Linked DNA regions of Mus musculus: regions 2, 3 and 4 are each linked to region 1. A link is a loop called in an ENCODE intact Hi-C map of the cell type or tissue named here. Cell type or tissue: left cerebral cortex. All regions are shown on one strand.

Region 1 (8,000 bases):
AGATAAACAAACAAACTACTACAGGATATTTTAAATTACCATCCACTTTTAACATAGAAGTCTCCCTGTACCTTTTTAATTTCCATGTGTCCATGCTGGAGAAAAATCATAGATAGTGCCTGGAGATAGGTGAATGTGGGCACAAACACTGGTGCTGCTAGCGTGGGAAAGAAGACACGCATTACATCGCGATTGCTTGGTTTAAACCTAAGCAAGCTTTCTGAATGTATGAGCCTATCCAGAAAGAATAATAGGTGGCTCCTAGACCTTTTGCTGTCGCCTGTGGTGTACTGTGTTTATCACAGATGGGTGGACATTCACACTGACTGCTTTACCAAGATCAGCTTTAATCTCACATGTACGTAGTATTCACATAGATCTATGCTAGGAAGCCCTATTCCAGGGCTCTTACCTGAAAAGATTACTCCAAAGTCATGCACCCAAAAGATGAACTTTCGAACATGGGAAACAAGTTCAAAGTGGAAGACAGAAATAAATAAATAGGGCGAAGAAAGGTTTACAATTCCTTGGCAGATGGATAAAGGCAAATCCTCTGGGGGTGCTAGGGGAGTCTGGGAACGTTTTCCCGGATGTGTGTTTTCTGCAGCGCAAAACCTCTAAGCTCTTCCTTCATCCTTTCTATGCTGCAGCGTCCGCTGCAAACTCTGCCTGCCTATCTGCAAAGTTCAGGCGTTTCAGGATTTCAGAACCATTTCTGTATGGGGGAGATTTCCCACACACAATTAAAAGTAAGCTGTGCTTTGCCTTTGCTGTTCGGGAAAGCTAGCTCTCCGCTGGAGAATGCACAGCCAGCCCGCAGGTCTCTGCATTTATCCCAAGTTCACCCTTCCTCCTCCCATCCACCGGTTAGTGAGAAAATGAGGGAAAGCATCCATCAAACCGCAGAAGCGCAGAGAACTTTTCCTCCGCTGTCAGAGAGGAAGTCACTTCTGCTTCTCAAGGCCAACAGCTGATTCTGGGAACCTCCGGACTAGGCAGGAAGGTTTGGCGATGAAGGAGGTGGGAGAAAACAATGCCCAGCCTGCGACGCCTAGGGCAATGAACATCCTGCCCAGGGGCTGGAGGGGGGATGTCCCCTACCCACCCGGCACCCATACCAGGCTCTGGGCCGCTGCTGCTCCGCTTACCTTGATGATGCTGCTACGCCGGGGGGTCGCTCGTGCAGCCTCCAGGAGGCCGGCCTCGCTATCCGCGGGGACCCCCGCAGCGCCCGGCAGCGCGACCCCACTGCGACGGTCCCTCATCCGGCCCCCCAAGGCCGGGGGTGGGGCGTCCCCTGAGGCAGCGTCGGCGCCGGCTCGGGGGTCGTCTTCGCCCCCGGCAACGTCGAGAGGCGCCGGAGCCTCCCTGCTAGCCGCGCCCTCAGCCATAGCCAAGCACGTTTTAGGCTCCCGGCGAGACAGCACGACCGCCAGCGGCGTCCAGCCCCGGGCACGGGTGCGCTCAGGCACCAGAAGGAAACCCCGCTAGACTTTGTTTTAGCGCGCCACGGCCGCTGCAGTGGCAGCCACAACTTTGTAGAAAGGAGACATCGCTCCGGCAGAGGCGTCCTCGGGCTGTGGTCCAGGAGGTCAGCGGGCCGGCGCGGACGGGCGGCGGGGGCGGGGAGAAGATGTGAGCGGGAGGGAGAAGCAGGCGAAAAGCAGCGGGAGGTACTGGAGACGCGAGGCGAGCGCCGGCTCTGTGCAGACAAAAGGCAGTGGGCGCCGGAGCCAGGAGCCTCGGAGCCGGGACGTGCGCGGCCGGAGCGGCGACTGCGGATCGGCCACCAGCCACCTGCCCGCCGACCGCAGCACGGCGGCCCCAGGAAGTGCGGCGGCGGGGCGGCCTCCACTCCGCTCGCCTGTGACAGGGAGGGAAGACTTGTTTTGACAGCCCGTGGGGATTGGCAGGCTCCCCGGCCTCTCAGGAGCCGAGGCTCACCGAGGGGGTTCGGGCCGACCAATCCTCACCGCGGAGGGGTGTGCCCGAGCGCGAAGAATGGAATGTGTTCTGTTGCTCGGAGCCTGCCCAGCCCAGCTGGCCCCGGTACTAGGCGAGGATGCGCGCGCCAGTGTGCGCACCCACAGGCACTCAGAGTACATTTTAGGAAGTTTAGAAAGGAGACGAAAGCGGCCTGAAGGTTCAAGAAATGGGACGCGGGTGGGGTGGTTTGCGGGCGGCAGTGAGATGACGGAGGAAACACTGCAAAACAGCAAATCTGGAATAAAGAAGATGTTGAGCGAGAAGGTTAGAGTGTTTGGAGGGGTGTAGTAGTGACACTTGGCACAGCCAAGGGTCAATCACTGGCTCTCCTGCCAATCCTTAGAAGTGAAGTCCACGCACTAGGACCCTGGAGTTCCACAGTTTGTCTCGGGTTCTATGAGCGGATTCTACATTCACTCAGTAATCTGAGTCAATACAACAAGGAGTTGGGTTTAAGGGGTAGGTAGGGTAAGAGGAAGCAGAGCAACGAAAACCCTGGGAACGCCGCCGAATGAAACACAGAGATGATGGAAGCCACATAGCGACAAGGTCATTGGCAGGTTTAGTCTCTACCCTAAACCGTTCTCGACGAGGGTCCAGCCTCCTTTCTACATATAATTCTAAATCATTACATTTTGCTCCTTCCACCAAGCTAGTAACCAAGAGGAGAGCAGGGATTCGGTAGCATTAATCACACCATGAGCAAATGTAGACAATGGCTCTAAGGTCCCTGGAGAGTTGGACGACGTACTGAATCTCACTTAGATCATTAAATGCATTTAAATTACTAATTATTTCATAATTCAAGATTTTACTTCTTCCTTACGTGGCCAATAGCACCAAGAAATTTTTCAGCCCTTCAGGGCCAGAAATTTATTAAAATTCTAGCATTTTAAGGATGAGCTGGGGTGTTAGGAGTCATCTAGGGCAGCTCTTTTATTTAACAGAGGAAATGAAAGCCCAAGGACCTTGTCTACTGACTGGTTAGTACAGACACTAAAATCAGATCTGCTACCCAGTTCCTTCCAAGCTCTCTTCACTTTTTTTATCTGGCTCCCCTGGGGCTACAACCAGTCAAAATTGGATGGGGCTCTTGGGAGAATTCACATTTGACATTTACCATCTCCTAGGGAAGACTGGAAAGACTTGACTTTACCTTTTCTTTAAATATACGTGCAACCCAGAAATGAGTGTCCTCTAGATGAGAGGCCAGCTCTGGTTTTAGAAGCAACACTGCCCTCTAGTGAGATGTTGAGAACTACAACCGAAATAGCAAGCGCTTCTTCTCATAACTGTTACATAGAAAATATATTTTGTCCTCAGAAGTATAGCCAATTTTAGGCTACTGTTTTTCTGATGCTCTCTCATTATTACACCTAACTTTGTCTTTTACAGATGTCAGGGTGTCTGCTTTCTGATACTTTTGTCAACTTGCCACTTGTGAGCTGTCCTTTGAAGACTGTAAAGCTGCAGATATCTCCCTCGTCATTTTCCTATATGAGTCTTATATACCAGTGTTTCCTATCCTACAGGCTTGTGTGCCTTTATATCCATATATATTTTTTCCATACACATTTACATCCATATACCCATATATGATTATATATTTATATCCATATATATTTACATCCATAGAGCATATGGTTTGCAAAATGTTTTGTTTCCACTCACGACCGACCAGTTGCACTCCATCTTCCCTTCCTTTGCACTCGTCCCTTGTGACCTTCTGCGAGCACAAATGCACAGAAACTGCTGAAGACTCTGAGCTCTTCAGGGAGGTTGTCTAACTCACTCGGCCTTGAGAATATTGGAGTACATCTAAAGGGTCTTTCATTTCTGCTGTCTCCTGCCATAAGCTCAGAAGGCTTCTCCTGCCTGCCATTTTAAATTTAAAAATGCCCCCATGTGCCTGCTTATCTCACAGAGGCAAGAAATCAGAGCAAGAAGAGACCAAGGTCACAGTTTCCTGCAAGGGCATTCTCCTGATGCAAGAAAAACTCCCACTAAGTCCCAACTCTTACGGTTCTACCACCTCCCAAGAGAGCAAAGTTGCATGGGGTTTGGGGGACAGTCAAGATCCAAACTCTAGGAGCAATGGGGCTGGGGCTGGGCCTGCTGCAAGACATTGTCATAACCAGCATGAATGACATTGGGAGTGGAGGAACCATTTTTTAGTCTCCAGGACAATGGTGCCTGGATGGAACTTACTTATTATGAGAAACGCATGTAGCAGGAAGAACACGGGCTCTGAAATTACCATCTAGCACATATCTCTGATTCTCTTGCTTTTTAGCTGGTTGTAGCTTTCAGCAAGCGACTTCAAGCCTAATTTAAATTATGTTTTATTTATTATTTTGTGGAGAGTGGGGGGGGGGGTGTGCGCACATGCGCACCGTAGGTGTGTGCAGAGGTTATAAGATAACTTGGAGCAATTAGTTCTCTCTTCCAACCATGTGGATTACAGGAATTGAAATCAAATTGTCAGGTTTGATAAGTGCTTTCATCCAGTGAGTCACATAGAGACCTTGCAGGCCTCTACTTGAAACTTTTGATTCTTAGTTTCCTTATATGTAAAATGGAGTAGAATTCTTTACAAGGAATTATCTGGCACATAGAAAGTAGTTATCAAAATTACTCTCTCACTGTGATGTCTCAGCAATAGAGGGAGTCTTGATTTTTCTCACTGGCTATTTCTTAGGTCCAGAGTTCAGTTCTGAAGTGACTTCCCGCGATGAGCAGCGCCAAGCTGGCCTATTTGACTTTCAGCTACGTATTTTCAGCTACGCATTTTCAGGTTTATTAGACCTGGCTCGGTTTCTGCCTAGTTGTTAAGTGGAGTCTCAGATTCCGAGTTACCCCAACTCACAAGTGCTCTCAGCTTGTTCTGCTGCTGCTAATTCTTATCTTTGATTTCTTCTCTCAAGTGGGATTCTGGGATCCTTGAGTACTAGAAATCTCATCGTGTGAGAAGTGATAGGGTCATTTTTTTTTAAGCCAAAGTGATTGTTTTGTCATATTGAAACACTACAGAAATCTATCCATGAATATCTTTAGAACACTTGCTTTGGGGCTGGTGAGATGGCTAGCGGTTAAGAGCGCCAACTGCTCTTCCAAAGGTCCTGAGTTCAAATCCCAGCAACCACACAGTGGCTCACAACCATCCATATGAGATCTGATGCCCTCTTCTGGAGTGTCTGAAGACAGCTACAGTGTAATTACATATAATAAATAAATAAATATTTTTTAAAAAGAACACTTGCTTTGGTTCAGGCAGTTCTGAGAACTAGAGATACACTAACAATTAAAATTGGCAAAGTTTTGCTTACATAGAAATTACACCCTATATTTCAGAGAAACAAATAGGGGTCAGTATAACAGACCACACAATTGAATATCTCCACAGACAGGATACCCAGGTACATTCCCATTTTCCAATCTACCAATCTAGTATTGCAGACATTACTTATAAAAAAGGAAGGAGAAAAAACTGTGGGTGAAAATAATTTAGCAAGGAGATTATTAATGTAGGAACAAGAATAGGATCATAGTGTCTTAACTAAATATGTCCCTTCTCAAAGTCCTGAAAGTAGCCAAAGAACAGAATTGTCTTTGGGCAGCATACTCAACCATGCATCCCACACATACTCTAACATGCAACCCATGCATACTCTAACATGCAACCCACAATACTCTAACATGCATCCCATGCATACTCTAACATGCAACCCACAATACTCTAACATGCATCCCATACATACTCTAACATGCAAGCCACACATATTCTAACATGCATCTCATACATACTCTAACATGCATCCCACACATACTCAAACATGCATTCCACACATACTCTCACATGCATTCCATGTTTAGGCCCAAAGCAACAAGTTTAATAAGTCACAGGTTGAAGTCTCCAAAACTGTGGGGCAAAATAACCTTTACTCTCCACATTATCTTAGTTATTTAATGCAGTGTTTGAAAGCTGATTAGGATAAATTCTATGTTATCAACACAACAAATTGGTTTGTGTAAGGAAACATGTATTCTCCCATCTGCCTGTTTGGTAATACTTTAATGTGAGGGGCCTTTAAAGTTTTCTTAACAAATCCACTGACTGTGATCCAGGAGCAGTGCTGTGTTCCACCAACTCGATAGGACAAGGAAGTGACATTTGTAGGGTGATTGTAATAAAATATTATAGCAGCATAAATACACAGTAAAGAAAACCTAAGCAAAACTTAAAGATTGTTCAATTTTGGTGAAACTTTCCCTAAGATAAATTGTTGCCTATTTAAGAAATTAAGTAGGAAATTTCAGTAATAAAAACAGAAAAATCAACTAACATTTTCTCAAAGTATACATAAACTCCATTCCATGATAGGCTCTACAAGAATGAGAAATTATAGGTTGCTTGTAATAGATATAATATTCCAATTTAGTAAGGCTTTAAAGAACTGAAAACATTAAATTCAAGATATATTTTCTCAACATCTGATAACTGCTACTTCTCTCCTATGGGGGGGAAAGGCCCACTCCCTGCAGAGTGCACAAGCCTCTTCCATTAGCACAACATAGCCACTCTAATACTCTAAAGCTAAGGTACACTACCAGGAGTCAGCCAGCCATCCGGGAACCATCTGTGCATGCAGGGTAAATGTAAAACATACAGGCGGAGTGGACTCGTTTTCTGTGTATCGGCATACTTTGACAGGGATCCTGGAGTGCAAGCTCACGCCATGGCTATGTCCCTACTGATGCAGAAGCCACAGGCACATTTATGGAAAGTACTATTGAACTATGTCGAAAGGCCCTTGAGGCCTTGTTTGATTTGACAACTGGCACCTTTTCTATGTATACAATTAGTTTTTTATAAATAATAATAATGATGATGATGATGATAATAATAAAACTCTTCAAAATGAACATAAATCTGATGTCTGATGCTTTCAGTGCAAAAACAAATAAACTGATTTTCCTTCCCCTCATCCCAGGTACCCACCCCACATCTCCATATTGTACATAGGACCCCTCTAACTGTAGCCAATACATGGAGCTTATGTGTCTTTTAGCAATATAGATCCCACTGGAAGATAATATGGTTGTTTGTTTCTCCAATCATTCTTAACCTTAGGGTTTTGATAAATTACTTCTGCAGCTTCTTTATAAATCTTATTGATACATTCACCTCAAGTCTTTTAGGAGGAGTAATCATTTAAAAATGTAATAGAGGTTTTAGTTGAATAGTAACACAGTAGTAAAGTATGGTTTCTTTTTAGATTATTTTTCTTTTTTACATCTTACTTATTTGTGTGTGTACAAGGATCCTAGTGTGAAGGTCAAAAGACAGCTTGCTCCTCCTGCCATATGGGTTCTGGGGGATCAAACTCAAGTTATAAGGACTGGCAGCAAGCACCTTTACCCCATGAGCCATATGGCCAGGATGATTTCTTATATCTTTTGTGTTCTAAGTTTTCCATTATATGGCTTTGTCTGTCTATATGTTTGTCTACTTTATGAAATGAATCCCTATCTTAAAACTGAGTCCTTTCTTTAATAATAATAAAAAAAATCTGTAAGGCCAAATGTCTGGTGAAGCTGTTGGCCCACATTTGCTCTGCCATTAATCCCTGCGACAATCCTGAAGCTCCCACTCCCACTGAGTCATATGGGTCACCATGGATACAGCCGCCTCTACCCTCAGCCTGCAGCAGAGTAGCAGCAGATGTTGAACCACACTTAGCACTTGTGCCGTGCATGCTCTGTTCTATATAAAGTGTGCTGGTTAAACAGTTCAGATAGCATCACAATTGCTTGTGAGAGATTAAAAGGCATGTTTCAGGAAACACCTCGGATATTAAGCAGCAGCAAAGAGCTCAATTGACTCTATAAAGTAGCGTGATATGGACAAGCATTGCACAATGCTGTATTCCATAAAATGAAGTTGAAGAGCTCATTCTTCCAATTTTACCCTAACCAAAATGGGAGTTCAAGACCTAACCTGACAGCTTAATCTT
Region 2 (8,000 bases), 120 kb before region 1:
AGAGCCCATGAGAAAAGATAAAAACAAAACCAGAGGTTGCAAACAACAACACTGACCTTATAGTCAAAGGAAGAAGCTCTCCGAGCAGTGGTGGGGCTGAGCAGTGACTGGGAAAGCCCTTGGAGAGGAGGGGGCATTCCTTGAATATGTTAGTTGCTGCCCAAGAGGGATGACACAGTCCACTTCAAACTTAAAATAGTCTCTGAGGAGGGTACAGAGGAACAAAGCAAGGGTTCCTAAATATAAGTGCCTGGACATCTGAAGCTGCAGTTGGATAGAACCCAGAATTGAGCAACATGAAGCCCAAGATGCTGTGATCAAAAGCACTTGCCTTCCTGAAGAGATCTGCTAAACCCTTTTGTGTATATTACATCACCAAATCCGTTTAATCCTCGTCTAAAACCCTGTGCACTAAACATCACTAACCCCATTTTACAGGTGGCAAAAACAAGCCCAAAGGAAACATCCCAAAGAACACCAAGAGTCAAGCACAGGCCTGCCTCATCCTGACTCGAAAACGAGCTAGACAAGGACAGTAATTAAAGAGGAGGAAAGCAACCATGAAGAGCTTACTTCTGGACACTAATGGCTGAAGGTGACAAAACCAGCCTTAAGTATAAGAACTGACATCAGAACTGACATCAACTGGACAGAACCGACATCAACTGGACTTCTCCTTTTCCCAAAAAACAATTGCAACATCACACGACCCTTAGCAAAGGGCAGACAGCATAAACTGTATAAGCTGACTGCTACCAGCACAACTTTTCCCAAGAGAACTCCTCTCTCCAAAATTCCAGGCCACCATCCAAAATTCCAAATACCCTCCCAGAGAGGGAACTCTGAGGTAAACAGATCCCATTCTCAGAGTAACTGGGGAGCCTCTGGCTATGACTCAGGAAATTAGGCACTGCCTTGATTCATCTCTGCAGAGGCTGTTCTGAGGGTTCCCGGGACCACGAGCAGGAAGTGGGCCGGAAGAGATGAATAACTGTCACCCACAGATGGATGTGTGAGCATTCTTGAGGGGTGATAGAGGACACTCAGCAGGTGCTCAGGACACAGGGCACACAGCAAGCTTTACTTCCTCCAGCACATAGATTCAGTGCCCATGGCTGCTGCTTCTGGAAGGGAAAAACTTCAGGAATGAACTTTGAATAATACCTCCTCAAACCAGAAGAGGCAACAAAGGTTTCTGCAGCTATATATGGAAACACTCCTTGGCTCTGCCAAGTACCTAAAGCAAGACTCTGACGTATGAATCATGATCTAAACAACACATTCTGAGTTCAAAACAGTTTCTGAGAGGAAAAAGAGAGAGAGCAAGAGAGAGAGAGAGAGAGAGAGAGAGAGAGAGAGACCAGTTATGCAAATGTGTGCATACCTTTTGGAATAGAAGCCGTGGGAAATACATGTCATTTCCATTTCCTTGAAAGATTTACAGCGGGTCGGGGTGGCCCCTTGGTAGAGCACCTGCCCAGCATGAACAAGACCTAGTTTGATACCCAGCACCTCAAAATAAAATAATCTTCTATATGAGGATTGACAGAAGTTTCCCGTTGGTTGGGGGTTGGCCATTGGCCACTGGGATTTTCTATAAATTTACTGCTATAATTTTATGGTCTTAAATGACCATTAACTTCATTTTTTTTTTCAAAAAAAAGCAGTCATATTTATCCACATTGAGATAATTTTCTTAAAATAATTATAAGAATATCTTATTCAATAAAATGCAACACACTTTTACATAAACCTTGTTTTAAAATCTAGTAATTTTTAAGTGGGATATAAATTTTTAAAAAGCATTTTATAGAAAAATCCCTTTTCTACATGTCAAATGAACAGTATAATCTTTTTGTCCTAACATCAGGTGTCTAGTGTCACTAAATGAAGACGTGGTCAAGAAATACTTATCCTCTTAATTAACCCAGCTCAGGGAATTAAATTAGCATTTACTTCCAGCTGATCTGTAGGGAAATGTACCAGGAAGTCTAGCCATTGCAAGTGGATTAAATGAAGACCTGGGAGGAAGGCTAAGAATAACAACACTTAGAGTCAGTTTCTCCTGAGGCTTGAAGGCCACCACATGGGAGAAATGGTGGACTTCAGAACAGCTCCTAGCAGAGAAAGGATCATCAGACAGAGGTTAGGAGCAGACTTCATTGTCTGTAAGGAACTAAACTACCCTAGCATGCAAAGCTAGAGTGGGCATTCATTCTCCATCGCAAAAAAATACTTAAACAATAACTGCTAACTACCCAATGGGGATTCATCCATACTTTAAGCAGTGGGGGAATAAATCCCTATTCCATATTTGGTCATTCCTAGCATTTACTAATAATTATAATCTCCAAAAAGATGTCCTGTGTGGCCCAAATTCTCATGGCTAATTTTCTCTCCTGAGCATATTGTCTACTTTGGCTATTTCAGTGGAGGGCACCCTCAACCATCTACACAAGCCCCGAAGCTGGTCAGCATCCTGTGCGCATCTCTCTTTTCCTGTGTTGGGAATTGGTTCTAATGTTTTGTCTTATTTCAGCTCCCAAAAGCACATTTCCAGACCTAAAGGTTCCTGCCCCCCAGCTGCCATACAGCCAATGACTGGGCAAGGAGACAGGGCAGGGTGGGATTTTTAGATTGTGGGGACCGGGAGAAGGAGAGGGAGACGGGGGCAGAGAGACAGAGAGGGAGAGTGGGGGAGAGAAGAGAATCGTCACTATGGGGAAGCAGAAAGATGAAACTTAAAGGCCCACAAGGCATGTGAGAATCCAGGAAAGTGGCTGGGTCTAGAGTAGCAGACATGAAATATAGATTTTTAAAAGATATTATGTCAGGAATACCAGAAGGGAGTGTTTGGTAGCTGTGGGGAGGTTTAGAAGTGCCCAGTCATATCAAAATTAGCTGGTGTGTCTGTGTGTCTGTCTGTGTGTGTGTGTGTGTGTGTGTGTGTGTGTGTGTGTTTCATTCGCTAATCCAGAGACCTCTTGGGCCAGTGCAGCAGCAGCAACCTGCCAAGAGCCAAATGTAATCACTCTTCAAGGTCTATTTATTGTTCAATATCCCTCCCATAGGGTAACAGGTTAAAAGACGACCCTTTTGTAAAGCAGTGACTCTCATATATAGCTGTACTTTCGAATTATCTGAAGAAAGATTAAAATAATACAATTTTGGTACACCAAAGCAGTGCTCGGGACCAATTAAATACAAGTCTCTGTGGGATCCACTAGCATCCATGTATTTTTAACACTCTCAGATGATTCCAATGTGTAGCCAAACTTGAACCACTGAAACGTGGGAGGCAAAAGAGGGAGGCACTAAGTTAAATAACCAAACTATGAGGTGATGGACCAGGAAAGGTACAGTGGGGTAACAACCTGGAAAACACTCCGAGATGTCTCTGAGGGATGTCAGAAGACAGTGCCAACCTCCAAGAGTAAAACCCCAGTTCTTTTCATCAGACACCAATCCATCCAATTACTACCCTACCATCCAATTTCTTCACTAGGGAACGAGGTAAACATATGGTAGATGAAGCAGCCTACAGGAAAGCCTACAGTGAACCAAGCAAATTATGTACAGCCAAACTGTTTCTGTCTTTAGTGACAATCAACTGAAGATATATAAGTGAAATGAATGGAACTTCCATGTAAGCACAGGGCAAAACCCCTTTCCAAGAGTTCCCGCCCCTGTGCTCTGAAAATCCACGTGCTAGAATGTTTGCTGTACCAAGAAAGCAAGGAAAGGTGCCCATCCTAATATCTAACATTTACATATCTAATACAAATATTAGAACTAATAACTTTTATCACCAACTGAATATAAGTGACCTTTCTTGTATATGCCATAACTAAACTTTTTTTCTTTAAGAGCCTTTCTCAGGCGCTCATATCTAATGTAAGTGGTGCCTTCAACAATAGGGACTTACCTTCTACCTCTGAGAGTCAGCCACGTCACTAGCAATAACCTATACTGGTTTTGGAAGTCTCTTGGAGAACCTGACCAACAACTCTAAGAGGGCTGCTTTTCTGTTTGAGAGTCTGTGACTCTTGGTGGGGGCTGTGAGGTATTATCAGCCCAGGTGGAAACTGTCAGTCAAACACTCTATGTACATGTATACAATGACTAACACATATTATAGCTATTTTAGGTACATAGTTAATACTATGGCTGTGTCTTAGTAAGGGTTACTATTGCTGTGATGAAATTCCATATTCAAAAGCAACTTGGGGAGGAAAGGATTTATTTGACTTACACTCCCATACCACTGTTTATCACTGAAGGAAGTCAGAACAGAAAGAATTCAAACAGAACAGGAACCTGGAGGCAGAAGCCATGGAGGGGCAAGCAGAAACTGCTGACTGGCTTGCTCTTTAGGGTTTGATCAACCAGCTTTCTTAAAGAACCCAGGACCCCAGTCCAGGGGAGGCACCACCACAACGGTCTAAGCCCTCCCACATCAATCACTAATTAACAAAATGCCTTACAGGCTTGCCCGCAGCCCATCTCAAGGAGGCATTTTCTCAATTGAGGTTCCCTCCTCTCAGATGACTGTAGCTTGTGACAAGTTGACATAAAATCTTCCACCCCAGATGCCTCAGGTTCTCTGACACCCTCATTGTCACTTTAACTTCCTTCTTCTGTATTCATCCCCTACTTCCTTCTCTCACTAGAGCTTCTCCCTCCATTTCCCCATTTCCCCTTCAAATCACACGTGATCTGCTAGTCCTCACTATTGCCCCTCCCTCTTCCCTGCCCCGGTTTTATTCTTCTGGGTTCTGCAGGTAGTCCAAGTTATACACTCATATCCAAAGATCTGGCGCTAGGAGTCTCAGAGGGGAGGGGACGTGGGGCATTTGTCCTTGATACTCCACTTAATAAGATCTCTTCCAGTTCCATCTATCACCTATAAAGTTCACACAATCTCATTTTTCTTTAGTATTCTATAGTGTACATGCATCACATTTTCATGATCTACTTGTCAGTTGAGGGCAGAGGGAGAAATAATGTAATTACATTGTAATGTGAAATTTTTTTAATTTATTTAAATAAAGGTGCTTCTCCAGGCTGGAGAGATGGCTCAGCAGTTTAAGAAAGCGATTCCTGCTCTTCTAGAGGACCTGAGTTCAGTTCCCAGAACCCTCAGGTAGCTCACAGCTCCCTTTAGCTCCAGTTCCAGGAAATGTGGTGCCTTCTATGGACTCCACATGAGGCATAAATTCACCCAGACACAACATATGCATAAATGAAAAATAAATCTTTTGTTGTTGTTGTTTTTCTCCAATTAATGTAACTGAGTAAAGTTGTGGGACTGGCATGTGTCACAGTAAAATTACTGTCATAACAATAGAACTTTCGTTCCAGGAAGAGGCTCGCTTGACAACAATTTTCTCAAAGAGGTGGGACTGGAAACCCGCTAAACACTATTCTTGCCCTTCACATTCTCTGTGATGACATAAGATGCCCAAGACCAGGCCATGAAGACAGTCAAAGCCCAGGTGCTCCGCTAGGACTCTGGAAACCTGTGCTGCTGTCTCTAAGCAAAACCTACCCATGTTTCTCTAGCATTTGAATACCAGAGACAACCTTTTAACCCTAGAAAGACAATTCAAGGATATGGGGTGATGCTGTCAAGGAAAAAAAAAAAGAGTGAAAAGCACCAAACTCAGATACAAAACCCACAGAGCTAGAGAAGGAAAGGGGGCTGGCAGGGCCACAGCACAGCTGCAGTGGACAGCTGCAGTGAACAGCTGCAGGGACAGCTGCAGGGGACAGCTGCAGGGCACAGCTGCAGGCACAGCTTCAGGGCACAGCTGCAGGGATAGCTGCAGGGGACAGCTGCAGGGACAGCTGCAGGGGACAGCTGCAGGGCACAGCTGCAGGGACAGCTACAGGGGACAGTTGTGCTCTACTTCTTAGTCGCTGTCTTGTTATCCCTATGACCTCCTCTAATTTAGTGGATATTCTTTCCTAGTTGTTTAATAATTAATGCAATTTTTAGATTGTACAGGGGGGCCTATGTGGTGATGAGTGTGAACATGTGTGCAGGTCTGCTGTCACATGTGGGTATATACGTAGCCAAAGGGGTACCCCACATGTCTCTATCACCGTTCACCTTATTTTTTGAGACTTTTTCTCACAGAACCTGATGCTCACCACACTATTTGGATCTGGAGAGATCTGCCTGTCTCTGCTTCCCCAACGCTGGAGTTAAAAACAATTCAACATATGTTTGCATGTGTACTGGGATTTGAACTCGAGAGGTCCTCTTGCTTTCATGGCAAGCACTCTTAGCCACTGAACTAGCTCCCATCCCCAAGTTTTTTAATGAGATAGAAAAGATGATATCAGCATTTCTGCTCTGAACCTACCGTTGTGCATCCTGTAGTCAGATTCTTCTCTGGGATCAGCTAACTGTGGCATATTTGTTGTTTGGTTGGTTAGTTTGTTGGTTAGTTGGGGGTGGGGAACTGAGACAGAGACTGTGTAGCCCAGGCTGACTTCACATTCACTCTGTAGCCAGAGGGATTGACCTCCAATTTACAGTGATCTTCTGGTCTCAGCCTCCCAGTGCGTGGAATTACAGGCATGCACCCCACCTCCACCACCAATACTCACTGCTTTTCTAACAAAGGTCTTTGTTAGTTAGTTAGTTAGTTAGTTAGTTAGTTTGTTTGTTTAAGACTTCTTTATTTTTATTTTATGTATATGAGTGTTTTGCATCCATGTATGTAAGTATACCACACTCGTGTTTGGTGCCCACAGAGGTCAGAAGAAGACCACAGATCCTCTGGAACTGGAGTTACAAACAGTTGTGAGCCTCCATGTGCGTGCTAGGAACTGAACCCCAGTCCTCTGCAAAAGTAGCCTGTGCTCTTAACAGCCGAGGCTCCTTTCCAGTCAGCTAACTAAGGCTTTCTGGAACATAAGTCAGCTCACTGCTCTGTGACTGTCCAAAGATGTTGTGTTTTCTGGCCCCAGTGGTATCTGGTGATAAAATTGTTACCAAGATGCTGGGTCCATGAAGTCTGAGATATCACTAATCCCATGCTTTGAGAGAAGTCCTAAGACGAGTGCTATAAACTATTAACAGTTTCTCCTTGAAGCAACTAATATTAAAAGGGAAAGTGGTAGTATTGAAATGTTAGCACTGGGTAATTCCTTTTGGGTACTCTCCACAATTTTTTTTTAATTCGGTTACCTGTTACACAGCCTGTAAAATCTCATGAACCGTATCAACATGCTTTTGACATTTGTTTTGTACAATGTACAGCCTCCTTTAGAAATTCAGGTCAAAAGTAACACAAGGCAGAACTAGCCATCTCCTGGGCCTGGGTGTTAAAGGTTTGTCTCTGAAACTAAATCTCATAACTGAAATTCTGGCTGAGAAACCTCAGGAGCCTGCAACATCGCCTTTCTATAGATGAACACGTGTGTGCGTGCGGAGTTAGAGAAGCTCATTCCCCCCCCCCTCGCCCCCCCAATTGCCACCTTCACTAACCCAGGGTTTGTGAGTTCTCCAGGAGAATTTCAGTCTCCTAGCAATCAACTGAGCACAAAGAGAAGCCACAGCTTTCCAGCAAGTTCACTTTCTTGCCTGGGGAACTTCTGGCAGAGATAAAGAACAGGGTAAATTATCTACTCAAATTTGTTTCTCTAGCATTGCAAATGTATATGAAATAAATGCCTAGTTAAAAAAAATTGTTTCTCATTCTGTTCTCTCCCATGCTCTCTTCACATGATCTTATCATGTGGCAATATCATCCATGATCCAGTGCTGCACTCACATTGAAGGTTGGCATCTGCCACCCACCAGCCTGCTAGTGTAACCTCCGTGCCATGGAACCTCCAACCACTGCTGAAGCTACCACCCAATCCTTTAGTGATGCACTAGCTTGAAAGACCTAACACTTTTTGAATGTTTAACTTCCAGTGTTCAAAACCTACCAAATTAATCAAAGCTGGGACACTGATTGAATCTACCAATAAACAATCTATAAAAA
Region 3 (8,000 bases), 150 kb before region 1:
AAGAAAATGGAAGACCCAGTTACTGCATCTCTTTTTAAGCCCCTATTTCTCACCTAAAATCACCAGGTATAAAGGTATAAAAGATACCTTACCAAATGAACAACTGCCCAGCAACTGCCCAGCAACTACCCAGCATGCAAGGTAGAAGCTTGCTATTATTTTCATGTATTCTAGTTTGTGGCAAGCAAATCACCTTCAGTCCTAACGCCTAAAGTTATAGTTTCTTAAACCAATGTAGTAAATTCTTTTAGATTGGTCACTTCTTTTTTTATTGAATATTTTATGTATTTACATTTCAAATGTTATCCCCTTTCCCGGTCTCCCCTTCAGAAACTGGGAAAAGGGAACTTCCCTATCCCATTCTTTCTCCCTTGCTTCTACAAGGATGTTCCTCTCCCACCCACCACTCCCACCTCACCACCCTGGCATTCCCCTACACTGGGGCATCGAGTCTTCACAGGACCAAAGGCCTCTCCTCCTACTGATGCCAGACAAGGCCATCCTCTGCTACAAATGCAGCTGGAGATATGTGTCCCTCCATGTGTACTCTTTGGTTGGTGGTTTAGTCCCTGGGAGCTCTGGGAGGTCTGGTTGGTTCATGTTGTTTTTCCTCCTATGGGGCTGCAAACCCCTTCAGCTCCTTCAGTCCTTTCTCTATTGCAGTCCCCATGCTCAGTCCAATGTCACTTCTAAGACATGTGTTCAGAGTGATGTGGGAAGTCCTCTGTGCTAAGAGGCCACCACTTTCTCCTGTAGCAGTGTGAACTTGCTAAAAGATTCTAGGTGGTGCATATTCCAGTCTATGTCAGTCACTGTTCGGTTGCTGGAGTCAATACAAAGCAGCTGTGACCTACATGACTTTACTTTGGAAGTTCTGTACCTAGTTCTCACGTACACAAATTTCCCATGCACTGCTCTATGCTGATTGATACCAGGAGAGTAGCCTTCTCTTTCCTCTTATGATGTATGTGTACCACAGAACAAATGGAACGAGAAAACCATTAGATGACATTTGGCTTGGTAAATGCTTTTGGTGTTAAGTGTATGAGGCTCCCACCTTTCTTTCCACTGTTCTCTGGCCACAGAGGAACAAAATAGAGAAAAGATGAGCTGGTGCAAGCCACAGAAAGAGAAACAGGAGAGGAGAGGCATAAGAGAAGGTTTTCCACACCACTCATTTTTCTTCACACCTTTGGCCTAACCTACTGAAGGTCCTTAGAGCCTACAAGACTCTGGAAGGAATCTCTGCAGAGGATTCCAGTGAATCGTTGAGAGTCACAGCACTGGGACAAGTCACCCACTGCTGGTCAGCTAATAACCAGCGAAGTCACTTCCAAGGGAAGAAGAGGTCCACACAGCCTTCCAGACAAAATTCAAGAGGGAGAGCCGTCTATCGCCATGACGAAGACACTGGGAGCTGGTGTACTCCTTCTAGAGTGTTTACAAGGCTGCTAGCATAAACGTACGGATCTCAACGTTTATAATATATCATGTCATTGTGGCATAACGAGGCTAGGCAGCAGCTGCCTGAAAACTTTAATGTATTCATAACCATAATTTAAGAATTAACAATTCACTGAGGCATATGCATTGGCAACCATGGGCTCTCATTTAGTTATTTGACATATGCCTGCACCAAAGTGTTCCCACTGCAAACAGCATTTTAAAATTTAAAGTATAAAAGCAGAAATTTTAGAACGAAAGACATCAGCTAAATGCACTTAGTGACTATCCACATGTTTCTTATTTTTACCAGAGGTTTTTCTATGCATGCTTACTTTTCCATTGTTTGTGCCAAGGTGTGTAAATAATAATGGTTCCCTTTGTGTCTCCTACTTTTGTAGCATCTAAGTGCTTAATATGCTTTATAAATATCATGCGTGTGGCCCAGTTCTGTCTCCAAATTAAACAGACATAAATAGTGACTCAGCCATCATTTCAATTTTGAAAACAATTCATGGATCCATTTATACCATTAATGTTTCATTATATGGTTCTTATAACATTTTTCAATTAAGGGAGCTAGTGTAAGCTGGAAGGGGAGCTGAGTACTTTCAAAATCTACAGAGCTGAGAGCCATCCCAGTGGCAATAATGTTAGCATAGAGTCTACCCAAAGAGTCTAGGATTCTTATCTGCACACACCTGAAGTACTGGCTAGTGTCTATCGTATTTCTTTACAAATAAGATAGATTAGAGATCATTTTTTCTGTAAATAACTGTTTGGAAACTCCTAGTATCTCCTTACATTTAGTATTTAGCATAAAATACACAACATTTATGTTTAATGCTACAGAATGCAAAGCCAAGGGATTTTAACGTTGACAGTTAAAGCATTTATGTAAGCAATAATATAAAACAGAATGCACTTCTTGTACAAAACTTACATAGCATTTTGAGTGTTTATCCACAAAATATATCAGGAAAAAATTTTAAATCTCCTTGCATGAAATGAGATTTTTGAAACTCCATGTGTTTAGCTAAAATGTATCATAGGATAACCAGTTTCAAAAGCAGCATGGCATTGTCAAACCACAAATACATAGTCACCGCTGGTCCTAAATTTAAGCTTAATAATATGCATTTCTCACAAAACAGATCCTTCATGTAGTTCTTGAGAGAGTAAAAAGGATTCCTGACTTGCCTATTTTTCACATCATCTGAACATAATGTCACTAATTATAAGTGTTAACGGCTGGGTATATGCCTACCACAGTCCTCAGAACTGCAAGAAAACTAATTATAAATTTAAAAAAAAAAAACTAAAGGACATTAAGTTAGGAGGTGGCACATAGAGTGGGCCAGAAGCAGTCAGAGAAAGGATAAAGAATGGAGATGATAAAAATACCTTATAAGCATTTAGGAAATTATCAAAGAACAAATAAAAATACTTTTAAACTAATTCTAAATTTAACTGTTTAATTTATACATAACATGACCTTAAATTTCTCTGTAATTTACGTAGATGTTGATACCCCTCTTAAGACAGAAGGAAACCACCTACCCCCACAGGGAGGCTATTAATATCTCACCTAGGCACACTTGAATCATAAGTCTTAGCCATGGGAAAAGGAGCCTACTGAGAATCCAGCATTCCAAATAGCCTTTTCAAGTGAGCCAGAGATTTTTCTAAATCTGGCAAAGTGTAGCCACTTCTCTAGATTCTTATAAAGACATCCTGTGAGTTGACTTACATAACACCTGGCTGTTTGCCTTGGGAAAAAAAATAAAATTAGTTGTTAGGATGCCCTGGCTGTGTTTCTAGCATTAGAGAAAGACAGAAGGTAGTCCTCAGAGATATCAGAATAAATTAGCCAAATTCTTGTGTGGATCTTGCAATGTCACCAAAGAAGGTGAATACACATTGTCATGGCTGGCAGCACGGTAAGATGGTAAGTGGGGGGTACCATAAATGCTGAACTCCAGATTAGAAAAGCCCATCCCCTTTCGGATCTCTGTCTCAGACGACCTTACAGAGAAGGTCTAAATATGGTAGCATCCTTCAACATGACTCCAACAGCAGCTGTGGTCTGTTACAGGCGGACACAAGCTCCTTACTCTCCAAATCTGGAGCATACTTGGTTATTTCTTAAAATAGTAGATTAAGGCTGAGAAGGTAGGCAGGCAGAGACACGGCTCAGTGGGGACACTCGCCACCAAGACTGATGACCTGATTTTGATCCCTGGAACCCACATGGTGGAAGAACACCAGTCCCCCTTGGGACCTGAAAGTTCGTTCTCAACAGCCAGAAAAGGGAAACGTTAAGTCAAGAAAACTTCTGAGGGTGCTGTATTCTCTGGGGAAGACATTCCTTCTGAGAAGCTGAACGCTGTAACCAGGTATGAAGCTCGGTGGTTAGACTTGAAGCACCCACCCCCAAATGCAAACTAACTTGCTTTTCTTTCCCACTGAGCCAATTTTTAGCATCCCCTCCCAGCGTGCCTCCATGACATATAAATAAATCTTCCACATATTTTTACCTTACCACAGATATTTTTGTAAATACTTAGTATTTTCTGTATCAGAAACTATGTTGCTGATAATGTCCTAACCAGTGTGTTCATAAATTACAGACTGATAAGAACTATATCACTATGTACAAATGTTTATCAGGAAAAAAAAAACAAGAGGCATTCTTCGTCTTTTTATTCATTAATGCACTTCCTATTTATTTATTTATTCATTTATGCTTTGTTTTATATATTTTCTCATAATCCCACAACCTTTAGTAGGTAAAGCAAATACCCTAGCCCTTCACCTTTTCTATCTTAAAGGATACAATTTGCAAAACACATGAAACTCAAGAAGGAAGACCAAATGTGGATACTTTGATCCTTCTTAGAAAGGGGGAACAAAATACAGAGACAAAGTTTGGAGCAGAGACTGAAGGAATGACCATCCAGAGACTGTCCCACATGGGGATCTATCCCATAAATAACCACCAAACCCAGACACTATTGCAGATGCCAACAAGAGCTTGCTGACAGGAGCCTGATATAGCTGTCTCCTGAGAGGCTCTGCCAGTGCCTGACAAATACAGAAGTAGATGCTCACAGTCATCTATTGGATGGAGCACAGGGTCCCCAGTGATGGAGCTAGAGAAAGTACCCAAGAGGCTGAAGGAGTTTGCAGTCCCATAGGAGGAACAACAATACAAACTAACCAGTACCCCCAGAGCTTCCTGGGACTAAGCCACCAATCAAAGAAAACACATGGTGGGATTTGTGGCTCTAGCTGCATAAGTAGCAGAGGATGGCCTACTTGGTCATCAATGGGAGGAAAGGCCCTTGGTCCTGTGAAGGTTCTATGCCCCAACATAGGGGAATGACAGGGCCAGGAAGCAGGAGTGGTTGGGTTAGTGAGCAGGGGGAGGGGATAGGGAATTTTCAGAGGGGAAATTAGGAAAGGAGGTAACATTTGAAATGTAAATAAAGAAAATATCTAATTTTTTAAAAGGGGAAAAATCTACAGTATCTATATTCCATTTATTTATATATTATATATTTATAATGTATTATTTAGTTATAGATCAGTCCTAATTATTATAGAAACCCTAAATACATCATCTATAATGTTTTCAATTAGCCATCCTCAGACCATCATGAACATGTTACTGCCCATGATTCCCAGAATATGTCCATATAACCCAGTGGCCACCTCACCCTGGCTCACAGGGTGTGTAAATTGCAAGGACTGAATCCAATTCTGGTCCTGTGAGATTTCACTTTATCAAACTACCCTAGCCTGATACACAATAGTTCCACGGTCTGTAAGCCACTGATAATTGTGGAATTGCTTCTCGTGAGGCTGTTATGAGGATGAAATGGGGCAGAAAGCATAAGATACACAATATAATTAATAACAGGAAGGACAGAGCATGCATACTCTAGCTGCTATGACTACTGTTGTTGGGATTACTACAACTCAGATTAACTACAATGTAAAGGTGAATCCTACCAGAACTTCACCATTGTCAAAACCAATGGAAGGTTCACCTGAAAAGATGTCTGTGGTGACGTGACTGCCTTCAATATCTCAGCAACTTTTAAAAGCTCGTCAGGCTGAGGCTTTTAATTTGGTTATTAAGAACATCTTCTGCTCTTACAGAGCTCAAGTTCTGTTTCTAGTACTTATATCTGGCAGCACAGCACACAATCATCAGTAATTCAGCTCCAGGGAATTGGTCTTAGGAACTGTTCTATTGCTGTGAAGGAACAGCACAACCAAGCCAACCTATTTTTAAAAATCATTTAATTGATGGCTTGATTACAGTTTTTAAGGGTCAGTCCATGACCATCATGATGGGAAACATGGCAGCAGGGGTGGGGAGCACTGGAGCAATGGCTGATCCACAAGCATGAAGCTGAGAGAGCTAGACTGACCTGGCATGATCTGCTTCTACCTCAAGCCTTGCCCCAGTGACACACCTCCTCCTAATCCTTCCTAAAATGTCCCTAACTGGGAACCAGATATTCAAATCTATGAGCCTACAGGGACCATTCTCATTCAGACCACCACAGGATCCAACATCCCTTTCTAACACACATATTGTGCCCATACATGTATACAACCAAGCCCTCATACAGGCAAAATAAAAAAAAAAAATTTAAGGAAGAAGAGGAGGAGGAAGAGGAAGAAGAGAGGGAGGAAGAGGGAGAAGAGGAAGGAAGAGAGAAGAAGGAGGGAGAGAAGAAGACAATGATGACAGTAGTAGTAATCTTTACTCAACCCGTACTTGTCTTTATTTTACATATGCTGAGAGTTGCCAGCGGGGGTATTTGCTTGGGATAACTGAGCCCAAAGAATGCAGAAACACTAACTGAAAGGAACCCAAAACTCTGTTAATACTGTTGAATTGTGAGATACCAATATAAAGTTTGTAAACACCCTGATAAGAGAAAGATCAGTAAGGACTGCAAAAGCCAGCCAATGTTTTAAGAAAGATAAATTCTTTTCCTTTTGCACTTTAACCTCAAGAAAATTCTGGTGGGAGAGACGGAAACAAAGGGGAATAAACATGGAATCTAAGAGATAGAAACAGGTCTGCGCAGGCATGCACAGCCGTGCTACCTTAGGAGAGTTTTGGTGTTTGTTTGTTTGTTTGTTTGTTTGTTTGAAATAAAAACTGTATTTGAGAACATTTTTTCTGCTTAAAGTCCATTGATTTTGAGTAAAAAAAAATCATTTAGTTGTCAGAGTTAAATGTGTATTTTCTGCATGCTAATATTTATACCCAAGGCACACATTCTTACTACAGCTAGAAAGTTTTGAATTTTTAGAAAGACAGCTATTTTAAAAAGCGACTGTTGCTTTCCTATTTCATGGTTTCCTTGTCATTAAAACACTCAACAATTGGTAAATATTTAACATACCCTGAATGTTTTACTATTATCCCTTAGAAACCAAATTTGCAGAAGAAGTACATCCACTAGATCTAAAAGCACAAACATATCTTTAATTAATCTCCCCTAATCCTTCGAAGTTAATTGCTCATGAATCAAATATGAATGGCCTTTATTCTTTGTCTTACAAATGACACTATGTGTCCACTTTTGGAAAACAGCTGCCATAAATTCTTAGAAAATGTGCTGATCACTCCACACATTGTTTATACATTCTTCTAGAAGGATAAGACTCCAGCGGTGTATCTCCTTTATCACAGTCATTAGTACACGCAGCTATGAGTATTATAAGCATGGGATGTAGATGCTTCCTTCATATCTTACTGTGCATTTGTTTTATTTTACAACAATTCCACTTTTAATACTTAACAAAAATGTTGTGATAAAATGAAGCCATTTTTTGATTCACAGTAAAGAAAAAGAAGCAAGTTTCTATTCAGGAGCTAGAAAACTAGTAACAATTTATAATACTAAGAATGAAAACTGTCTTCCTTTGGGCTTTGTTCGCTTATCTGATTTTGCATTTCAAACTACTTAGCAGTGTCCATCTCTTCAGGTTTCCCACACTAGTTACTTGACATCCAAAGCACTAAAGAGAAAGATGACACAAGCTAGCCTTCCAGGAAACATTCTAAGACAGTGTGAGACAGTTGTCCTATGTATGACACACCATGTACGAATAGCAGGAGTTTCTGAACAGTGTTGCACTGACTATATTATATGAAAAAGTATACATAAGGGACCACTGACAAATTTTGAATTAAGAGCCAAAAATATTGAAAGACAAACAAGACTCCAGTTGCCAGAGACTCTGTGCCAAGGAAGCGATGGTCACAGTTATTTCCAGAATCCCACAATGATCCTATGACAAATGTAGTGTTATCTTCATTTTCAAATAAGAGAACTAGAGCAGAAGAGAAGCCAAAGGATTTTCCCTTAGGCATAGTGTAGCCAGAATTGCAACACAAGCTACCTGCCTAAAAAGGTGTCCTTTCTTCCCCATGACTTAACACAGTACAATGTATCTTGTATCAGTGTTCTATCCACAAAGGTCACGAAGGGCCTCTTCTCTCCACAGTCACTCAGAATCAGGCATGC
Region 4 (8,000 bases), 470 kb before region 1:
CCTGCTTCCCTGCAGACTAACCAAGCTCACAGCCAAGGGAGGCATCCTCCCAGTGGGGTCCACCTCCACAGCTCTCAAAGGCAAAGCAGAAATGCCTGTCCACTGGCCTTTTGTTAATGAATACAGCCTGTTTCCATTACCTCACACCACAAGAACCTCCTCCCAATTCCCTTTTGATGAGACAAATTAGATTCTATGCATTGTAACTATCACCAGGTTTCTTCCAATACCAAAGGGCAAAAAGAAACAGACGCTCCTATTGCAATCACCTGACTGGGTGGGTCATGCCCTTCAAGAGACAGAGAGACTGGGTTTCCTTCTTGAGTAAATTATAAGCATGGGGAGATGGCTCAGTCATGAAGACTTGAGTTCAGCTCCCTAACACCAGCGTAAAAGCTGGGCATTAGGGTATACCTCTGTAACCTGAGCAAGGGAGAGTGAGGTACAGTCACATTGATCCCTAGAGCTCAGGTCCCAAAAAATCAAACCAATGAGTTTCAGGGTTTCAGATTTAGTGAGAGCCCCTAACTTCAAAATTAAAGGCAGAGAATGATGAAGGCAAAGGCATCCAAAATTGACTTCTAGTCATGCCCAACACATGGACTTGTGTGTTCATGAGCATGTGGGCACACACACTAACAGTAAGCATATTCTCTCTCTCTCTCTCTCTCCCTCTCTCTCTCTCTCTCTCTCTCTCCCTCTCTCTCTCTCTCTCTCATGTTCAAACATGTTTTTTGTTTTTTGGGTTTTTTTTTTTTTTTGAAAATAAAGATGCGCATCAACAGAAAGTGCTGAGGTGAGGTGAGTGCCTGGTGAGTTGTGAGGCTTCCCAGTTCACAATCACAGCATCTCACAGAGGTGATAGAAAAGAAACTGCCTGAACCAATTGGATTATTTTTATATTTTGGATATGCATTAGGTTAAAAGCTTTCAAATCTCATCCCTCAGACTTATATTGAATGTCCAGATATCCGTTGTGTGATTGCCTGAGGACACCAGATTTAAGCAATCATCACCCTGCAATTTAATATTCAATAGAATCCTGGGAGCTTACCAAAACTAGCCCTCCCTCCAGCCTCTCTAGTGCCTGGGTCCATCTTGTCAGGGCCTTCAAATATTCCTCCTGTGAATCAGAGATTGGAGATGCTGAAGGCAGCTTTAGAATCTGGAACTAACTACAGCAGGAACTCCAAGTCTTGTGAATAAAGGGAGCTTTCCAGAGCTTCCCGGACTGGTGAGTATGGGGAATCTTCTGGAACTAGAGACAGAGTTCGTGCGTGGCCTGGCGTGTGGCTTGAGACAGCCCTCTGCCAGGGTGTGGTCGGAGGTGGAGAACTCAGAGTTGATGGGCTGACTGAAGGGTCCCAGGATACATTCAGGATACCCTGTGGGTTCTAGAAAATGCAAACAATGTGGAGAATGATAGGAGTGGTGTTAGAAGATCAGGGGCTCCCGCTGCAGAGGTTCTTGACAAAAAGCTGTGATGGCTGAAAGCTAGAGAAATGGCTCAGGAGTGAAGGGCATTTCCTACGCTTCCACAGGCTCTAAGTCTGACTCTCAGCACAATCAGGCTGGTCACGGCTGCCTGGAACCAGCTCCTCCAGGGGACCTGACACCATCTTTTGGCCTCTTCAGGCACCCAAACACAGAAGCATGTGGCATGTATTCATGCACACGCGCGCACACACACACACACACACACACACACAGAGATAAATAATTAATCTCTACAAAATAAGAGAATATAATTTGATTCAAATTATAAATAATCTTTGCATAATTAAACAATAAAATCCCTAATAGTATTATGAGTTACTATACTTCTTTGATTCACAAAGACAATGAGTTCGAAGTCAGAATCAAAAGGTAAAAAAAGACAATAAATCACAAAAGGGAACAGATAATAGAATACAGTAAGAATGAGGTGCATGCTTGCCGCTGTTTCATTAAGAAAGAAATGTACACAGATATGTGTGTATCGATGCATATATTTATGGTTAATTTTGCTACTTATAATTTTGTAAGTGTGTGTGTGTGTGTGTGTGTGTGTTCTGGTTAAGTAGAAGAGAATATACAACAAAATTGGGAGTGAGCTCAGCTAATACAAACACAGAAGAACTCCTTCTAGGACAAAAGAGTGGCCAGGACCCTGGGCTTATGTCCTCACCAAGGAAACCTGCCCTGAACTGCACTGAAAGTCACACAAAATCACCAACAAGAGGGAAGATTTGACAGTGTATTGCAAAGTGACAACATGGATGGATGTCCAAATGGGAGAGTCTGCAAATCAGGCTGACCTCCTCATCACCTAGGATCTAAACCTTTTTGATAATACACATGTGCACACACATGCTCCCCCATACACACACACACACACACACACACACACACACACACGAATACTAGCTTTTAATGATACTATCAACCAAGATCAATAAACAACCATGATAAAACAATGATTAGGTCCTCAACTACAGGAAGGTGAAAAGAAATCTTATTTGTATGTATGATAGTAAATCTCAAACATTAAAATCGATATATGAACCTAGGACCATGAAAGGCTTGGTTACAATAGACATTCAGTCAATAGTCATGCCCATGTCTGAAGACCCTCACTAACCTAGTGAGCCCCTTCCCACCCAAGTGTGCTGGGTCTATACAGCCTAATTCTTCTATCTTCTGCTGACTTACAGACACATCTCCTTTTATGTTGTATGCAGTAAGATGGCCAAGATGGATCTTAGCAATACAGACTGGAGAATAGGTAAATATATAGAGTAAATCAGAAAAATAAGAAATCAGGGTATAGCCCTCTTGGTAAACTTTAAGTAGTAGATAAATTAGGCATTTGGAAGATCATAAGGCAATGTATGAGTACCATTCACTGACATCAGTTCCTTACTTGTGGAGCAGAAAACCTGAGACGGGTTTCTTTCATAAAAGAAAGGCTCAGGGCTCAGCAAGAACAGGTCATGACACCAATCCAGCTCTCACAAGCACTGAGGATGGGGGTTTGGCTACTTTTTTGTATCCCCTGACAACTAGCTGACTAAAGCAACCTTCAGAATTTCTCTTGGTGTACAGTCTCAGGATCAGCAGGCAGAGAACTCTGGCTAGCCTCAAAGTGACTATGAAATTCCGGTCAGCCTTCAGAGACCCACCTCTGCTAGCAGGGCTTTGTCAAATGCTAGGCGGGATGCAGCTCACGGCAAGAATCAGTGGTTGCTACAAGCTCACAGCCTAAGATATTGATCTTGTCTTTTTAGTTTTGGTTCTTTATCGTTAGTATAGATGCCTTGCGTACATTTTCTATTACCTTGGCTGTGGTACTCACAGAGCAGGCTGCTTAGCAGAACCAATTGAACCTTGTGATATTCCTAGGCCTCTTCCGCAACCCACTCCTTAATGATCCTTCTACTGCCCCCTACAGGATAGAGGTAGAGGAGCGTCTCTCTGATACTTGTCTCTGCATGTTAAGGACAAAATTCCTGTAAGGTAAGAAGAAGTACAAATAGAGAGCCCTCACAGCTGGGAGAGCCCTCACAGCTGGATCTCAGGACACTGTGGGTGGAGAGCCCTCACAGCTGGATATCATTGCGAAAATAGTGGGATCTGAGACAAACTGCTACCTCCCTACACCTCTCTCCAGGCTCCTATTTTTAGTTGTGACACTGAGGGAAGCAGGATGAGGCAAAAAGTTCCACCCTCCCAGACTCTAAAGCCTCTTCTGGGACAAAGACTCTGCCATGCTTCTCCATGGCACACACCACAGCCAGCATGAGTCCTTGAACACAGGACTCCATTGTGTTTTTTGTTTTTTTTTTTTTTCAATAAAACATGAACTAGCAGGTTAAACGTAAGCATAGATCGAAAATCTTGTTTATCTGGGAGCTTCTGCAACCTGTCTCTTGACCTTCGATCTATTTAGATTTAATCACACTTCAAGAGTCTTGGAAAGAGATGAGGGCGAATGCTGCAATATGGCCGCTAGATGGCAGCACTAACCCACCACAGAATATCCCCAGCACAGGACACCAGCTACCGCTTGGAGCAGCTGCTGTTCCAATAGAATCCCAAGATTGAGCACATCAGGAATAATGTGCTGCTCTGCCTGGTCTCTCTGAACTTTCTTTTGTTTGTCATTGTAAGGAATCTTTGTATTACCATTGATGGAGCATAGCTGGTCTGTTGTCAAAACCAAGATACTGATGTATACTTCAGTAGTTTATATTTTCATGCTGTTTTTGCAATTATTATTGTTGTTGTTATTATTTAAACATGACATTAGAGGGTGAGGAGGTAGACTTATACTTTCTTGTGTATAATCCCCAGAAATTCAAAAGGAAAAGAAAAATGTATAATAAATGTTGCCTTTCTCACCATGGTTTCAGCATTCAAGACAAATATCTTGCTTGTTAACTTTAGCCTAAAATGTATATTACTTCCAGTGGCCAAGAAAAGAATCACAGGACTGACTGGTCAAAAGAAGAATGGGGTACATAGCAGAGACCTGCACAGCAAATGGGAGCTAAGCAGAGGACTGGTCGTACCCTCTTAGCCTTCACAGGATGACTCCTGTGCAAAGGTGAGACTTGGCTTGGTCCTCCGCCTGCCTGCCAGTCACTCTGGCTGCCTGAGCACACCTGTCCTGCTTGAGGGGGGGTAGGGACTGGCTTCCTTGAGGAAGGCGGTCTATACCTGTTCTTAGTTGTAACAGCTGCTTTTTAAAAAGCATCCCACTTCGTTCTTCTTGAGTTTCATGTGTTTTGCAAATGTGGACACTTTGCCCCTTCTTAGAATTGGGAACAAAACACCCATGGAAGGAGTTACAGAGACAAAGTTTGGAGCTGAGACGAAAGGATGGACCATCTAGAGACTGCCATACCCGGGGATCCATCCCATAATCAGCCTCCAAACGCTGACACCATTGCATACAATAGCAAGATTTTGCTGAAAGTACCCTGATATAGCTGTCTCTTGTGAGGCTATGCCAGGGCCTAGCAAACACAGAAGTGGATGCTCACAGTCAGCTATTGGATGGATCACAGAGCCCCCAATGGAGGAGCTAGAAAAAGTACCCAAGGAGCTGAAGGGGTCTGCAACCCTATAGGTGGAACAACAATATGAACTAACCAGTACCCCCCAGAGCTCCTGTCTCTAGCTGCATATGTAGCAGAAGATGGCCTAGTCGGCCATCATTGGAAAGAGAGGCCCATTGGTCTTGCAAACTTTATATGCCTCAGTACAGGGGAATGCCAGGGCCAAGAAGTGGGAGTGGGTGGGTAGGGGAGTAGGGGGGGAGGGTATGGGGGATTTTTGGAATAGCATTGGAAATGTAATGAAGAAAATACCTAATTAAAAAAAAAGCTGAATGGAAATGAAAAATTTTAAAGCAACTATGTTAAAAAAAAAAAAAGAAAGAAAAAGAAAAAAAAAAAGCATCCCACTGTTAGCTCCCTGTTGCCACAAATACAAACGTTCCCTGGGTTGCTTCTCTTGTTCTGCCTTCCTTTCTCTTGGATCTCAGAAGAAGTCAAAAACTGAGATGGGTGGGATAGGGAAATAGCATTATTTTGGAGAAAGAAATTTACACACACACACACACACACACACACACACACACACACACACACATATATAATTGTATGAATTATAGGATCTATCTCCCCACCCTTGAATGTCATGTTTAAATAACATCATTATCATTATATATATATATACATATATATATACATACACACACACACACACACACACATATATATATATATATATATATATATATATATATATATATATATATGCATTGATGGGTGCCTTACACAAAGCAGGACAGTGGCAAGTGTTAGTAGGGCCATAGCTCACATTTACACAAATGATAAGCTGTCACAAAGTGAAGTCATTTTAAACACTGCCCTATGTATGCCTGTCTGAAGAAGTTTGCTGACCTCATCAACATCCCTCAGCATGGTACCTGACTCTGCTTAATTTTCTTTCCCTCAGAAATATTTTATTGATTAAATTTGTCCATTACACTGCCTCTGGCTTTTCTTCTGCCTTAAGCCCCACTCAGTAGTATAGAGTCCAGAAGGGTGACCTGGTAAAACCTGTGCCTGGAACCTTTGCTCCCCAAGCATTCTCTGTACTGTCCCCTGCTGCTCTCTGGTCCGGGGACCACCAGCACCTGAGCTCCTCAGCTCTCTGGTCCCTGTCTGCAAGTAGCTAGTATGGAATTCTGGTATTGAAGGAAGGTAAAAGTTCCCGTCCCTTACCACGAGCTTACCTGCAAAGGTCCACATCTCTGGAAAGGAGGTGACACCTGCTCAAAAGCAGACTCCTTGGCCAGCCTGCAGCTAGACATCATGCTGTCACACACAGACCTGGGGCCTCTCGCCAGCTTCTCCTGGGCCTACCTATCTGTAGAACCTGCTATAGATTTAGAACCTCGAATTCTCCACCCAAATTTATCTATGCCTGATTTTAGAATCTGTGAAGCTCTTAATTTTCTTCCAGGGAGCATAGGGGCTTTCGGACACTGATATCCCCACTCTAGACCCAAAGGTGGTCCTCAGAGCAGTTATTTGCAAAACCAAACAGAGTTCCGATGTCTAGAAGTGTTTGTGCAGAGCTGGAGGAGAAGGAAGGAGAGGGCCTGCTGGCCGATGCTCTCATCTCCTTCTGATAATGCCGCGGTATGGGGCACAGAGGAGGGATACTCAGTGGAAATAGCCACACTGCTTGAGGGTGCATGGGCCACACGAGGCTACATTTGTTCCCTGTTTCAGTGGCCCGGATGGCTCATCATCGTTAGTATTGTAGGACTTAGAATCACCTAGGAGATGGAAAGGCACAGCTCTGGCTCTGTCTATAAGGGTATTTCCAGAGAAATTGCCCTGTTCTAAGAGTGGGAATGCGTGGGCCAGACAGAATAAAATAGGAGGGAGGGGAAATCCAATTGAGTGCTGGCATTCCCCTGTCTCTGCTACCTCTCTGCCATGAAATGAGCTGCTCTGATCCACCACATCACCCACATTCTAATGAACCAAACTCTCCGAAACTGTGAGCCAAGATTCATTCTGCCGAGTATTTGGTAACAGTGATCAGAAGTGACTCATATAGCCATCCAGAGGTACTTATGTACTAACACACCAAAGATTCTCCAACCACAATGTATAGTGTGACGACCTTAAGTAGAAACCTCTGTCTTGTCCTGGCTTTTTAATTTTTTTAACCTTCTAGAAACTTCTACAGATATGTTTCTAGTTTGCAATAATTGTGCTGGCAGTCAACATTTTCTCTGCATATTGGTTTCTCCTAGCTATGCCTTCATATGCATTTAAAAATATCTACTGAGCACAGAAATCATGATTATTAAGTTGACAGGACCTAGAATCAACTAAGATATAAATCCATGGACACACTTTAATGGATTATCCACATTAAGTTAGCCTCTGGCCATGCCTGTAAGGGATTATCTTGATTATGCTAGTTGACCTGGAAAGATCCATTTGAAGAATAGGTGGTTTGATCAGGGGAAGGCTAACTAAGCATCCACATTTATCAGTCTCTGCTTCATGCTTCTTGTCACCTTGACGTCCCAAGCATGGTAGTGTAAATGGGAGTCCCTGCCCAGGCCGGGGTGAGTGGGTGGGATGTCATGTGTCCAGCTCTAAGACAAATGAGGTCATAGCATGTTTTGCTGCTATTTGAATTTGCATCAAGTATACTTTTTCTTCTTTACTTTTCAATACTGTTTAAGCTTCTATTGGCAATAATTCAGTTCATGTTCCTATCGTCTCTAGGGGCAGTCATATGACACAGTTTAAGACAGAAAATCCAAGGCAGGAAGGTTTTTCCAGAAGCCCTACAGCAACAGGGCCTACCTTATGAGCTTCTGGCCCAATGTCTTTACCTACAAACCACAGAAATGCAAAAGTCTTGCAGCAGGAAAAAGCAGAGTGTATCTAAATAGTCAAGGGTGAGGGGTGGCGAGCAGGAAC

What was found. A loop is a pair of places that touch in the nucleus more often than their neighbours do. Peaks named below come from ENCODE experiments on the same cell type or tissue, not always from the same donor. Only the 100,000 strongest peaks of a DNase experiment are listed, where the experiment ranks them.
Region 2: a loop joins it to region 1, with 2.6 times the contacts of the local background. A loop is called at or near these places in 7 of 42 quality-filtered maps.
Region 3: it touches region 1 in a loop (2.8-fold over the local background); 2 of 42 quality-filtered maps call a loop at or near these places.
Region 4: it touches region 1 in a loop (10-fold over the local background); 34 of 42 quality-filtered maps call a loop at or near these places.

The regions. Positions count from the first base shown.
Region 1 is chr1:55,399,779-55,407,778 of GRCm38, reverse strand. Plcl1 (phospholipase C-like 1) reads right to left here and starts at 1,833. Exons shown (of 6, transcript NM_001114663.1): 1 at 1,149-1,833. The coding sequence starts at 1,391. It also overlaps the pseudogene Gm8531. In left cerebral cortex, CTCF peaks have their summits at 1,786, 3,225 (motif pointing left) and 5,162 (motif pointing left); DNase peaks (open chromatin) are centred at 1,955, 2,611, 3,212, 7,681 and 2 more places; H3K4me3 peaks cover 2,610 bases; H3K27ac peaks cover 2,094 bases.
Region 2 is chr1:55,521,956-55,529,955 of GRCm38, reverse strand. All of the region lies in intron 1 of Plcl1 (phospholipase C-like 1), which reads right to left. Among named protein-coding and RNA genes, the nearest start is that of Gm39642, 13 kb to the right of the region's middle. In left cerebral cortex, CTCF peaks have their summits at 906 and 1,106; DNase peaks (open chromatin) are centred at 1,179, 3,367, 4,371, 4,628 and 1 more place.
Region 3 is chr1:55,553,715-55,561,714 of GRCm38, reverse strand. The region is part of intron 1 of Plcl1 (phospholipase C-like 1); the gene reads right to left. Among named protein-coding and RNA genes, the nearest start is that of Gm39642, 45 kb to the right of the region's middle. In left cerebral cortex, no CTCF peak of the experiment used is centred here; DNase peaks (open chromatin) are centred at 2,588, 3,135, 3,512 and 7,858; H3K27ac peaks cover 1,048 bases.
Region 4 is chr1:55,870,362-55,878,361 of GRCm38, reverse strand. No RefSeq gene overlaps it. Among named protein-coding and RNA genes, the nearest start is that of Gm32949, 14 kb to the left of the region's middle. In left cerebral cortex, CTCF peaks have their summits at 3,429 (motif pointing left) and 3,994 (motif pointing right); DNase peaks (open chromatin) are centred at 3,451 and 4,009.